2 separate regions of the Homo sapiens genome follow, and region 1 is linked to region 2. Evidence: chromatin contacts called from ENCODE Hi-C or POLR2A ChIA-PET data. All regions are on one chromosome and are shown on one strand. The core of a region is the stretch at or near the end of the contact, and the rest is flanking DNA. Distances in the headings are between cores, read along the strand shown. Region 1 has its middle 96 kb from the start of MIR584. Region 2 overlaps SH3TC2 (SH3 domain and tetratricopeptide repeats 2).

Region 1 (7,431 bases), core at 1,865-4,364, 37 kb before region 2:
GCACAAGGGACCTGCCCTCCTGTATCCTCCTCCTGTGCTTACCTGGCCAGCAACAGTTTGATGTCTGCAGCTAGGAGGGAGGAAGAAAGAGCAGCAGGTGGGCAGAAAAGAGGCTTCAAATCTAGTCCTTGGCTTTAGCACCCACTAAAATCCAGGACTATAACGAGCTTAAGGATGATGAAGAAAGACAGCAGTGGAGAGCACACTGGTGAGGAGATGGATGGGTGGGTCTACAGACTGTTCCAGTGTCTGCTCCAGGTGAAGGGTGGCACCAGGTGCTGGAAGAATACCTGTGTCATGTGACCTGGGGCAAACCATTTCCTATCTACTAGAGAGGGAGCACAGGATAACAATTAAGCCTGTAGCCTCTGAAGCCAGACAACCTAGGATGAAACCCTAGCTCTGTCTCTTACCAGGTGTGTGACTTCATACAGTATTTAGCATACTGGGCGTTAGCTTCCTCTTCTGTAAAATGGGCATAATAATACCTGTCTCATAGTATCATTATGAAAACTAAATGAGTTAATACACAGAATGCCCTCAGGACAGTACCTAACACACAGTAAGAACTATATGCATTTTTGCTAAATGTTTAAAAATTATGTAAACTAGAGGTTATAGTACCCAACTGTTTGAATTAAGATGCTTTTGGCTGCAAAGTAACGGAATATCTGATCCTAAGTGGTTTTAACAGAAAGTTTTTATTAGTATTAGTTTCTCATTAGTATAATGAGAATCGTCCAAATGGAGATGGTTCCAGGCTCAGGGATGTCCCAGGAGCTCAGGATCTTCTTATCTCTCACCCTCCCTTTGACTGTCTTCCACAAGTCATTTCCCATCCTGGCCCAAGATGGCTGCCACAGCTCCAAATATCACATCCCATTACCACAAAGCCAAGTATCACATCCAAATGTCACAAAGCTACATCTAGAAACAGAAAGTAAGGAATAGGGAATCTCTCTTGCACTATTGCTGTCTTATGAAAGAGAAACTATTTCCTAGAAGCCTCTCTGAAGACTTCCTTTTTCTGTCATTAGCCAGAACAGGGTCATGTGACCACCTCCAGGCCCTGTAGAAGGCTAGCAAAGCAATATCCTGGCATTTCTGTCACAATATAGAGCTGGGCTCCACAGCAAAGAAGATGGGAGGAAGAAGAGTAGTTGAATAGGCAATCAGCAAGCCTTGCAAGATAGTCTTGAGAAGGAAATGTGGGGAAAAGTGCAGGAACACTGTGAAAGAGTTAACCACTTCCACTGTACCTATGTAAGACATTGTTCTCAGAAATAATCATATCAATAGCAATGCTTCTCCCTGTGGGTTAGAGGTAGAGTCTATAGAAATGCAGGATGCCCCATCTCTACTAAAATACACAAAAATTAGCTGGGCGTGGCGGCATGCACCTGTAATCCCAGTTACTTGGGAGGCTGAGGTAGGAGAATTGCTTGAACCTGGGAGGTGGAGGTTGCAATGAGCCGAGATCGCACCATTGCACTCCAGCCTGGGTGACAGAGAAAGACTCCGTCTCAAACAAACAAAAATAGAAATGCAGGATGCCAATAATTCTAGGTTGTCCTGTTCTTTCCCCATGGATATGGCAGGCAAGGGAAAAATAAAAGGAAACCGACTGCCCTGACACTAAAACTGACGTTGTATGGCCTCATAATAACCCAGGCCTGGAAAACAATAGACCACCAACTTCCCCTCTCATTTTGGTGGATTATAAATAAAGCCTGGAGGGAAAGTAATGAAATTAGTTTAAGAACAGTGATAGGATTCCTCTGGCCAGGTGCAGTGGCTCACGCCTGTAATCCCAGCACTTTGGGAGGCCGAGGCGGGCGGATCACAAGGTCAGGAGATCGAGACCATCCTGGCTAACACGGTGAAACCCCGTCTCTACTAAAAATACAAAAAATTAGCTGGGTGCTGTGGCGGGCGCCTGTAGTCCCAGCTACTTGGGAGGCTGAGGCAGGAGAAGGGTGTGAACCCGGGAGGCAGAGCTTGCAGTGAGCCGAGATAGTGCCACTGCAGTCTGGCCTGGGCGAAAGAGCCAGACTCTGTCTCAAAAAAAAAAAAAAAAGGATTCCTCTGAAAGCAGAAAACCTTTATTTAGAAAATACCTTGTGGGCCATTCTGTAGTGAAAAGTCAGCCCTCTGCCCATAGTCTAGATCTGAGCTCGGCAAACATTTTCTCTAAAGGGCCACATAATAAATACTGTAGAATTTTCAGGCAATATGGCCCCTGCCACAACTACTCTACTCTGGGTAGTATAGGCAATGACAATGTGTCAACAAATGAGTGTGGCTGCATTCCAGTAAAACTTTATTTTTTTAATTTTTCACTTTTTACTTTTGAGAAGGAGTCTCACTCTGTCACCCAGGCCGGAGTGCAGTGGCATGATCTCAGCTCACTGCAACCTCCATCTCCCGGGTTCAAGCGATTCTCCTGCCTCAGCCTCCCGAGTAGCTGGGACTACAGGCATGCTCCCTTCCCACTTTCCCCTGTTTGTCACCCCACTTCTCAACCGCTCCCTGATTTTTGTATTTTTAGTAGAGATGGGGTTTCACCATGATGGTCAGGCTAGTCTCGAACTCCTGACCTCGTGATCCACCCGCCTCGGCCTCCCAAAGTGCTGGGATTACAGGCATGAGCCACCATGCCCGGCCATAAAACTTTATTTATAGAAACAGGTGGAGGGCCACATTTGGCCCACGGACAGCAGTTTGCCAACCCTGGTTCTACATGACAAGTTACGTAAGACAACAACCTAAGCCAAGGGACTCAAACTCTAGTGCCCATGGGGCTGGAGAGGTAAAGAAGTAAAGCAGGCTGGGTGGGGACTGTGACATGTGGAGAACATATGACTCATGGAAAGGAGGCAGTTGCAAAAACCAATGTAATAAGACCCTCCAGTATTTTAGGAAAACCAGAAATGCAAATATTAAGGGCATCTTCTCATTTTTAAATATTGGCACGCATTCAAAATTTTAAACCTGGTGCAGACCTAATTGAAAAAAAAAATCTGGGGGCCAGCACAGTTTAGCGGCAGCCAGTGTGTGTCCTCTGGCCCAGATCACCCTTCCTGAGCAATGTGCTATGACAACGGAGTACACATGACACATTTGAGTGGCATGATCCAGGAAACTTAGCCCAACGCCAGTCTGACCTATTGCTAATGGAATGCATAACTGCCGCCGTCCTGCCCAGTGGCCGGGCATGTGGGAGACCATTCGCATGCATGACTGCAATGAGCTGCACGTGCACAGCTACTCCAAGTCTGGACCGTAATTCTCTCCCTGCCTCACTAGTCTTCTGCTTTCTATAAGCAGTGTTGGCATAATCAGTGCCCTGTGACATCAGATGCCATGTAATATTCATCATACGGACCCTCCTGACATACTTCAGAGAAGCAATGAGATCATATGAAAGGGACTTAACAAGCCATGAAACCACACAGACATCAAATGGATTGGTTTCTGGCTTCCCCAGCCCCAAGCATAAATTCAAATCTTCCAATAATGAGTATATTCTTTAGAGAGATCCAAAAAACCCCAGAAGCATGACAAACAGGACAGACACAAAGCAGAAGGACTCTCAACCAGATTTCCTCCTGGTACAAAGGCCCTTAAGCTGTGTCCAACGCTGCCCTGCGGAAGCCCAGGCGCCACTGAAAGGCCCCGGGCTGCAGACAGCTCAGCTTGGGACATTCTGTCCTTGGCTGTATTTCAGCCTGTGTTCTCACCTGTTCACTGACTTCTTTGCCTCTCCCTCCAGTTCCTGTAAATCTACAGCATCCTCAGTATTTGCCTTGAGCTTCTCTCTCACTTGGTTCAGCTCTATACCTTCCTGCCTTCTGCCCTATTTGCCTAGGTCCTCCACTTCAAAGGTTGCACTGACCTGCCTTTTCTGATGTCTCTGGACATGCTCCACCTTCAGACCCTCAGCTCCACCGAGACCACCAGCATCAGGCTCCAGCCCATCCTGTGCAAGGCCTCCCCTTTTTTAAGGAGCTAGTTTGATGTCTGCTCATCTTACCAAGGGCCCTACACCCACATCCATAACTTGCTAGTGAAGACATCAACCTAGGTGCCACCTATTTGGGTCGCAAAGATTCCCTCTCACCTCATCTCTGAAGATCACTGAAAACCACTCTTTTGATTCCCTCAGCTATATATTGGGGGTGGAGAAAGGGAGGGATGAGAGAAAGAAAGAGAGAGAGAAAAAAACAATGCAAACTTCCTACCACAAATGATGTTCACCCCATGTCCACTGAATCCTATTCTGTTCAAATTGGGTGCTGAGCCAGCAGTTTTCTAATGGCTCCTCAAGTCTTGTGATTTTTTTCAGGTTTTTCAGGGACCCAGGTAGGAGGGTTAAGGGGGATGCTGCATATCAGAGGTGACTTCAGCAGAACAGCTCCATCGGATCTGTTTTGTATACCATAGTCCTGCATGAAACTATTGTTTGAAAAACTTATTCCACCACTAAAAAATTAAAATTTCTGTGTTAGCCACTGTGACCAGGAGCAGATGGAGCAAGGCAAGCTCCCTTACTGAAGAAGCCCATAGGATAAACTTGAGGTAAGCAATATTTTTGGCATAGGGCAATTTGGAAAGTATTGGGCTAAATTTTTGTTTATAATGAAAAGTAACTTATTGAGTCTCACATTAGGTGTGTCTGTTCCCACAATTTAAGTTATCTACTTTGTTGAATAGAAGAATAACATCAAGGAAGTATTACTTTTTATATGCTTAAGTATGAATGTCTGTTTCCATTTTCCCAGTGGTGATATGGGGGGAAATTTCTAATCTTTCCTTCTGAATTTAGACAATGAAGCATTTCTCAGAGGTGTCATGAGGGCCTGCTCATCACTTGCTTAGTGCATAGACCCTTGGGGGCATCTCCAGAGGATTGCCAACAGGGCAAAACCTCTTAAAGCAGTGCCCAAGCTCCTGTTTTCTTCACTTCATTGTTCAAATTCATATTTCTCCCATGTGGTTTGTAGATACCTCCTAGGGGTTGGTAAGTCCCAATGAGTCTTATGGACAAGTGAGCAGACTAGGCTAGCAGTGGCCAAACAATACGGAGCCTGCAGGGAGAGTTGTGTTCTGTCAGCTGAGCTCAAAGTCTAAAAGCCCTCGCACACCCTCAGCTGACAGTTCAGGCAGTGACAGCTCATTCGGGAAGGAGATTTGCAGTTGTGAACACTGACCAGCTCTAAAAGAATAGAAAAGTAATTAATCATATCATTTTAGAGCTGTGCATTCTCAGACTCTCAGAATCAGAGCCTCTTAGAACCTCAGGCCCGGGAGAAAGCAGAGAGGCTCCAATATTGCATAATGGTTAAGTTCACCAGCTTTGAGTCAGATAGACCTGAACTTGAGACCACTCAAGGACTCTACCTAAAAGGAAATTTACTAGAGGACATGGGACAACTCGCAATAAGGAAGATAAGGTGTAAAACAAACTCAAAGCAGGCAGCAGAAGTTGCAGCAAACTGGCCCACGAACCAGGGCTGTAATCAATTCATCCTGAGCATTTCATCAGCTCTCACACATAGGTTCAGGATTCCAAGTCCTGGGCAAAAGATTCCAATCTTTTCCCTTGTCTCCCCAGGGAGGTTTGAAGAAAGTTTCAGGCATCATAATGGGAGGGGAAAACATCTTGGTTTACCATGCCAACAAAACCATAAACACTAAGGGTGAGGCTCCCAAAGGAAAGCCAGGGGCTGTGGGGAGGTGAGAATGGCTGCCTGGGAGCATAAACAACAGAGATCTACTATCCTGCACCTGCCACAGTGTTGCTCAGAGGACAGACAGAAATGCTCCACACCACGGCCTTAGCATACTTTGGGACACAAAAAAAGGGCCTCCATAAACATGAGTGCCTTCATTTACAACTCATGCTCCTGCATGGAGCTAGATCCCCTCTAGAGCACACCTGTTGAAGCAATTGCCACTAACTGAGACTCCTTCCCCTTTGTAATCATGTCGCCTAAGTTACCCTGAATGCAGAGGCCATTTGCTTGGAGAACTTTAAGAGATTTTATTCATCATGTGGATGGCCCATGCCACTGAGAGTCCAACAGTAAATATATTGGACCAAACCTGGCTCAGAAAAAGGCTCCCTCCACTGGGACTCAGAAAAAGACTCTCCTTCCCTCATCCTCCCTTAGGATTCCAATATCCTCCTTTAGGATATTGGTATAGGGAATGTATTCACTTCCCTATTACAATATCATAAGGGAAGGAAAGTCTTTTTCTGAGTCCCAACGGAGGGGGTCTTTTTTGATTGGAATAGGGAATACATTCCCTATTCCAGTAACCTAAGTAGTGTCCCCCTCCAGGTTCATTAGACTGAGTGAAGTGTTGGGTTCTGGCAGTTTAGCTTCACACACACTCTTAGGTCAGGAGAGAAAATAAAGGCAACACAGCCTCAGAGACCTAATATTTTGTCTTAATATTCCACTAGGTCAGGAGGAGCCTCCTTGGATGCTCATGCCAAACCTCAAAAACTCTAAAAATGCGTGCCAAATAGGGGGACAGTCTCTTGCTTCACATTTCCAACTATGGCCCTATTAAAGGGCTGCTGCAAATATCTGGGGTCTGAAGCCATGTTTGCTTAGCCTGAGGCATATCCTAAGTTCAAAATCAATTGTGCAGAAAAGGGAGGGCCAATGGAAAGTCAGTCAGCTGCTGTCTAGCAAGTCAATGCCACCCTGCCCTGAAGGACATCAGCTGGCCTGACGGGGGCAGAGCTACAGCATTGTCTCTGAGCTTATTTCCATCTCTATTCTGATGTTAGATGGGAGTATCAATATCATAGCTCAACAACGCTCATCTTCAGCCTGGACTCCTCTAGCTCCCTCCCGCTAAGGCAGCCAATCCTAACATGAGCTCATCAACAAACATACACTAAGACCCACTAGAAGCCAGTTGCCATGTGAGGGGTTAAATAATAATAGCTATAGTTTATGGACTGTCTCCTACAGGTGGGACACAGCTTCCAATGCTTTACCCACATTGTCTCAATTCATCATCACAATGGCCCTGTTACTTTCCTCTTTCTGTAATAACTATTCATGCTGTTTGAATCACTGGGAGGTTTTTCATTGCATTGCACAGAATTCTGTTTTCCTTTTTGCTTTTTTTGTTTGTCTTTTGCCCTCAGAAAAGGCTAATAAATTCAACCAAATGGCTGGAGTTGGAGGGAGGAAGCAGGGATGACCTTGTCTGAAAGATGGTCTCAAACCCCTTCTCCTGCCTCTATCCAAAGACAAGCCTTCACCTGAAATATGAAGTGAGGCTGATGAGAAAGTCCAGTCTCTGCCTGTGTTTCACCATCTCCAGTTTCAGAGGCAGCAGCTTCAAACTACTGCTGGAAATCAGAGCCAACTAGGGCCCCAGGGGAAGAAGGAAAGAGAACACAGATTC
Region 2 (6,859 bases), core at 4,038-6,537:
TCACCTGACAGAAACACAATATAATATAATGGTTTCATTTCCTAGCTCCAGCATCAGAGGACATGACTTCAAATTTCACCTCGATCACCACTAACTGTGGACTTAGACAAGCCACATCAATTCTCTAAACCTCAGTGGAGATAAAAATAATAGTAACTACACCAAAATGTTGTGTGATTACATGAGAGTCATCACAAAGGTTTTGCATGAGACTTAATGCATAAAACACATTAACCTCAACTGTTATTTTTATTTTGAGATGTACACACTCTCTGGTCTCAAAAAGAAGTAAGATATCCATCAAATAATACATAGAAAAGAACAAAGGCTGGAGCCCTCCTGCACTTTTTTAGAGACCACCCTCCAGGTCAGCACTTTTCAAACTACAGGTTAATGAGTGAGAAATTCATTTGGTGAGTCATAAATTTGATATTTTTTAACTAGAATAGAATGTTTTTAAAAATGAATAGAACAAAACAGAATGTATGAGTGCATTTCTCTATGTTGTTGCATATGCACAAACATATGCACACGAGGATAAACCATAAAATGCATTTCTTACTGTGGGCCACAACAACAACAACATAACAACAAAAAAGGATTTGACAGCCACTACCCTAGTCTGATTCAGAACTATTAATATTAAATACGTTCTTTACCAATGATACACTATTTAGGAAGACATCACTGCCCCCTACTGGAACTCTTGGATTTCTCACAGAAAAGGACAGCAATGGATTAGCCTGTCTTCTCATTAGCCATGTGACTTCAACCATCCTCTCACCTACCCTGTCTGGAAGTTCATCTCAAAGAGCCTCATCCCTCAAGCTAGTGTGATGCCCTGGATAAGGAGTCAAAGGCAGCACTAGAAGTGGCAGCTGGGTTCTCACCTTTGAAATCGTTTTGAAAGCACAGCATCCTTCCCTCTCACCTGCCTCGCAGTCTGTACTGGGAAGCCAAGCCAAGCAGCCCCACTGTGCAGTCCTGGCCACGCAAGTTATTCTTGATCCTGCACCATGGCAGCTGGGGAGAATCCCCACCCCCTAAGCAGTCACTTGTCTCTGCTTCTCTGGGGAGAAGACACCCCTTAGAGGAGGGTGAACGAAGTGCACATTCCCAGAGCCAGCACTTCCAGCAGCCTCCATCCTCAAGTCCCCTGAGTTCTGGAATAATCAGACAGAGTTGGGAGAGTGAGGGGGTACATATCAGGAAATATATGCTGTCCCACCGAAGAGGGAAGACCGCCAAGTGAGAGGCCCAGTAGCAAAGAGCACCCCTAACATACACACCCTCCCGCTTAACGGTGTGGGACCCAGGAATAGATGTGCTTATTAAGAATCTACTCAGTTCTGCTTCATTGTGACAGCTACCACCAATTGACATTCATACCAAGCCATCCATACATCTCGTCTCAATTAAAAGTCTGAGCAGAGGAATAATTGAAGCTTAAAGAGGTAAAGTAAGTTGCTCAGGTCACTCAGTGATGAAAAGGAGAAAGAGCTTCAGACCCAAGTGTCCCTGAATGCAGGACCAGGGTGCCTGGCCACACCTCCAGGTTTGGCTGCACTTCTCAATGTCAAGGCTTACATGCCTCCAAAGATGGATTTCCTTTTTAGCCATTTCCTTGTCTATGACATAAGTAAGTCTGATATAATTCTGACAGCCCTGGGCTCAGGGAAGTTAATTAATTTGCAGAAGGTCACACAGCTAGTAAGAAACAGATTCTAACCTAAGTATGCCCAACTCCAAAACACATTACATTGCCCCCACCTGAGCTGCCACCTGAGTGAGTGCAGAGCCCATTCCCTTGAATTTCTTCCTTCTTTGCCGCTTGTCCACACATCTCAATGGGAGCAATTAAAAGAGGAAAAGAGACCAAAACTGACAAGGTCATGAAAAACAAGGAAAGGCAGAAACCGTCATAGACCAGAGATGCATAGGGAAATATGGCAACTAAATCCAATGTGGGATCAGAAGAACATTAGTGGGGAAAACTGTTGATATCTGAATCAAGGCTGGAGTGTTGTGTTGCAATCGCCAAGTCCTAATGTGTTTTCTACCTTCTCCACTGCTGCCCTAATCTAGTCTCATGCTGCTTCTAGAATCATCTTTCCAAAGCACAAATCTGACCATGTTTCTTTCAACTGCTTATAATCCTTCTATACCTTCCCCTCAACCTCCAGGTAGAATCCAAACCCTCTTTGCTTCCCTGAATCTGCTCCAGCCTCACTGCACTCAGAGTGACCTGTTCTCAGAAAACATCACCCCCTGTCCACCCTCTGGACCTTTGCTTGACACATGCACTGTCTGTCAATACCAACCTGCTGGTCTGCAGTTAGAATTAAGTAAGTGTCCCTTTCAGAACTCAGTTTGGATATCACGTCCTCCAGAAAGCCCTTCCTGATGCCCGTAACCCTGTCTGGGTAAAATCCCTTCCCCGCAGTGCCTGTAACATCCTGTAACTAACACCAATCACAATGCTTCTGATACTGAATCATATTACATAATATATCATTTGCCCCTTTCCTGTCACCCAGCTGAATCCCCACTTCCCTGAAATGTGTGCCCAAACCTGGCATTGAATGACACTGACCCTCCTCAGAAGGAGCTCAGTCCTCTTCCCTGCTTACTCCATTTCTCTGAGTGTGCAAGGAAAAAGTGGTTGTTGCTAGTCTGTCATCTACACTCTCTGCCACTTATTAATCTCTCTGTTTTCAAACAATGCCAGATAAGGCCTAGGCTGGGTGCTTGCAATGAGCAACAGGACCTAGCTTGAAGTTAATGCATTATTTTATTTTCATTGTATTTGCCATTATTTACATAATTCTGTTTATGGAAAACAATACAAGTTTTTCTTCTATATAGACTAGTCATCCCTTATAAAAATAAGTTAATATGAGTAAAAGAAGTAAATCAATTTAGAAAATGTTTTGTAAAGGCTCTTTGGTGCATATCGTGATAAATGCATGCATACATACACACACGTGTACATATACACACACAACTGTGAAGGAAGCCCTGAACAGCAGAAATCCTGTCATTTGTGCAACTAAGTCCTTGAGTCATGAGACCCCCGCCTCAAGTACCACTGTCTTTGCCACTAACTACCAATGTGTCTGGGAGAAAGTTACCCTTCTGTTCCTCAGTTTACTCACCTGTAAAAAGAAGATAATATAATTGAGCTATAAAAATATATTATTTCATCTCTCCAATACTATTTCTCATCCTATTCATACAGTATAAAAATAGCACTGCTGAAAAACCCAGAGGTGAGGTTCTTTTATCAGAGGACAAATATCTGAGATGTGTAGAGGTTAAGTGACTTGCCCAAGGTCGCACTGCAATTTAATATCAAAATCAAGACCAAAATACAGGTTCCCTTTAGTGATAGGCTTCCTGATCCCTCATCCTAACACCCTCCATTCCTGCATATTCCCTTCCCCAAATAAACTTCTGCCAAATGAGGTGCATTATATTTACAAAGAGGAAGAAAATGAACACACACACACACACATACATATATATACACATGCACAATATAAAGGCATCTTAAAATAATGGAAAAGCAAATAAGAAAAGGACAAAAGCAATATTGGATTTCAGAATGTTAATACTGTTGGACAGGGAACTAGTATACCTGAAAGCTGAGAAAACATGTTACAGGGTTTTCCACAATGTTGCAATGCCCTTCTTGTTCTTTATTTAGATTAGATGTAAGGAGCCAGCAGTCACACAGCCCATATAAGATTTGAGGGAACAATTAGAATAAAGAGGGTAACTAGATCATGTTTGGCTATGATACACTTATTTTTTTAAATGTTTAAGTAGAGACCAAATCCAATCACCACTTTACTCTCTGTGGATCATGAAAAAAAGACAGCATCAACATGTTTCCAAAGGGAATAGCTGGCCCACATTTCAAAAATGAAAATTTTAAACACTTTTTAAAAGAGTTTTAGCAAGCGGTTTACATATAGAATGTAGTAATTGCAATTATATAGCACAATGTTTTTCTTATTTTAAAAAAATAGTCTTACCCTTGTCTTTGGAAACATGCTAAACATTTTTATAACTGACCTGGTTATGGGTAAATTCATCAGATTTATAGGTAAATCAAAGTGCACAGAATTGGGAAATTTTAGCTAAAATTTCCAAGGAGATGTAACATGGATAGAAACAACGCTCTTCACGTATGTGTGTGTATGTGTATGCATATGCAAATGCATGTGCATATTTGCAGCAATTGAGAAAGATCTGTCCAAACAGAAGTTCAAGTCAGAAGACACAGAAGTTTCAACTGATTATAAAGCTCAATGGAAGCCAAGGACAGATGTGGCTGCTGGGGAGAGGAAGAATCAAATTAAGTATAGTAACATCCCTCTGTACTCTTCACCCACCGGCCAATATCAAAAGCCTCATGCAGTTGTGGGAACTGCTCTTTCAGAGAAACAGAAACAAATCTGGCCAGAGGAGAGTGAGTGGTCAGTGGGAAAAGGGAGGGGATCTGTAACCTGAGTCAGATGGGGAATGGCCAGTGGCATGGTTTCCAGGGCTGTGTGAGCCTTCTTCAAATACACGATATGTAACTGTTCTGGAATGTGTGTGCCCCTGACTGTCTCCCAGGAATGTTGTTGAAAGGACTATGCACGGGAGATTAGACTGAATAGCCTCAACCGCAACGTCCCTCCCAGCTTGGGGCTTTTACAGCTTGTGGTGGGGGCAAAACCACATCTATTCTCCATGGTAGTAGATTAGATAACTTTACTAATTAGACAACTGGAAGCTTCTCCTTCCTGGAGAATACTCTCTAGAGTAGACAGCCTTTTGACAACCAACCACATCTCTAAGAGAAAATGTGTGCCAATTAGTAGACAACCTTGATGACTAGAAGATGCAATGGCGGCTCAACTCACCACTCCCATCTCACCCTTTCATACAACCAATCATCTGGTCAGCCCAAGAAGCTAGAAATTAAGGGCAGATGGTCTGATAATAAAAGCTAAGCTGATGGGCATCAGATGCAGGGAATTATGGCTGGTATCCTTGTGGTTCACAGAAAAGGAGCAAGGGTGAACCACCTGCATCAGGCTTGCTTGAGTTGCTTTCTAAAAATGCATGTTCCTGGGATACATCCCAGATCTACTGAATCAGAATTATTAGAGATAGAAACCAAGAAGTTCATGTTCCACAACCTCACCAGGTAATAGTTATGCACACTATCTGAGGGCTCTTGCCCTGCAGTGGTGCTTCCCATACTTTAGGGTGCATTAAAATCACCAGGAAAGCTTGGACGAGTCAGCGTTCTGGGATCCAGAGATTCTGATTCAGAGATCATAGGTGGGGCCACAGATTTTCATTTCAAACAATCTCACAGGTGATGCTGATGCTGCTGGTTAGTGGACCATATTTTCAGTTTGCTGAAATTAGAGAATTCCCAATTTCATTATCAAAGAACTCAGATACTGTGGTAGGTCACTTCTGAAATGATCCCCAATGATTCCTCACCATCTGGTATTCAAGCTGTTGGTAAACACTCCCCTCTTGTGGGAGCTAGACCTAGTGACTCATTTATTATGAATTGAATAGGCAAGACTAAGGAGATGTCACTTCTGTGATCAGGTTATAGAAAGAGTCACTCCCTTTTCTCCTGCTCACTCTGGTTCTTGCTCCTCTTGTTTGCTCCCTCTAGTGAAGCATGGTGCCATGTTGTGACTGCCCTGTGGAGAGGCCCACGTGGCAAGTGGCTGCAGGAAGCCTCTGGCCAACAGCTAGCAAAAAACTGACTCCTAACAACAGCTGTGTGGGTGAGCTTGGAAGCCCATCCTTCTCTAGTTGAAGTTGAGATAACTGCAGCCCCAGCTGATTGCAGCCTGTGAACCACCCTAAGCTGGTGGGCTCAGCTAAGTCATGCTTGGATTCCTGCCCTTCAGAAACCATGAGATTATAAGTGTTTTAGGCCACTCAGTGTGCTATGCAGTGATGTTATTAATAGAGATGCTTTGTAAAGCAGCTGCCCTGAAATCAATAAGATGCCTTGTAGTTGGGTATGGCACATGCCTGTAGTTCCAGCTACTCAGGAGGTTGACACTGGAGGATCACTTGAGCCCCGGAGTCTGAGGTCGCAGGAAGCCCTGACTGTACCACTGAACTCCAGCCTGGGCAACAGAGGAGAAACTGTCTCAAAAAAAAAAAAAAAAAAAAAAGACATGTATTGGTATTCTCTCCCATCCATCAAGTCCTCCATCTCATCTGCCCCCATTGTGGATGAGACAAAATGTGTGTGTAAATGTAACTGGACAATATTTAATCATATACACTATTTACATGTAATTTATGTCATAATTTTCTTAACATTCAATTTCCAAGCCTTTGCTCTTGGAAAGCTTCCCTGGAGCTTCTGGGAGGTTATGTGGGAGCACAGCCTTATGGCAGGAGGAAGATGGTGAATCCAAGTCAGGTTTCGTGCAATCCATCTGGCCATTCTGAGGCTGTGTCTTTTGAGCTAAGATCCTGGTGAATTCTCTCCTGTCAATCCCTGTGAGCATGAGGAGTGATACATACTTTGGTTCTGAAGAAAGAAATGGAAAAAACTACAGGTTCCTCTGCTGGCAAGGGGAAGGGGTCTTTCCCTGAGAAAATCGGTGAAGAGCACAAATTCCAATCTGCTTGCCTTTGCACCAGTGCAGTGACTGATTTCCTCATTGGGGGAGGAAGGAAGGCTCCTGGAGGGCAAGATCCCTCATCTTCTCCAGAATTATGTATGGAGAAAGTGCTTTTCAGAGGCTGTTTGTGTGGAAGGCAACAGTCAACCGGTAAAGGCTCCAGATGCAAAGCCTGGAACCAGGAATTCTCATCGCTG

The links. Hi-C counts contacts between places; a loop is a spot of excess contacts on that map. ChIA-PET counts read pairs that join two places held with the same protein, here RNA polymerase II (POLR2A). Pooled maps may share reads with other maps.
Region 1: a map of PC-9 shows a loop between it and region 2 (6-fold over the local background). The contact joins two enhancer-like sites. A Hi-C loop is called at or near these places in 14 of 168 maps with a recorded cell type or tissue (Calu3, HepG2, IMR-90 and 11 more), 1 of 37 single-sample maps with no recorded cell type and 11 of 50 pooled maps. POLR2A ChIA-PET finds 5 or more read pairs at or near these places in 7 of 52 experiments (A549, AG04449, MCF 10A and 4 more).

What each region holds. Positions count from the first base shown.
Region 1 is chr5:148,962,842-148,970,272 of GRCh38, forward strand. No RefSeq gene overlaps it. Among named protein-coding and RNA genes, the nearest start is that of MIR584, 96 kb to the right of the region's middle. RefSeq lists an enhancer at 7,225-7,431. Within about 2 kb of position 3,115, at least 20 of the 41 ENCODE cell types and tissues checked have a DNase peak (open chromatin) inside an H3K27ac peak, as active enhancers do; they include PC-3, PC-9, gastrocnemius medialis and 1 more, where a contact is called at or near this core.
Region 2 is chr5:148,997,669-149,004,527 of GRCh38, forward strand. It overlaps SH3TC2 (SH3 domain and tetratricopeptide repeats 2), which reads right to left. Exons shown (of 17, transcript NM_024577.4): 17 at 1-6,859. Among named protein-coding and RNA genes, the nearest start is that of MIR584, 61 kb to the right of the region's middle. Within about 2 kb of position 5,288, at least 6 of the 41 ENCODE cell types and tissues checked have a DNase peak (open chromatin) inside an H3K27ac peak, as active enhancers do; they include PC-3, PC-9, gastrocnemius medialis and 1 more, where a contact is called at or near this core.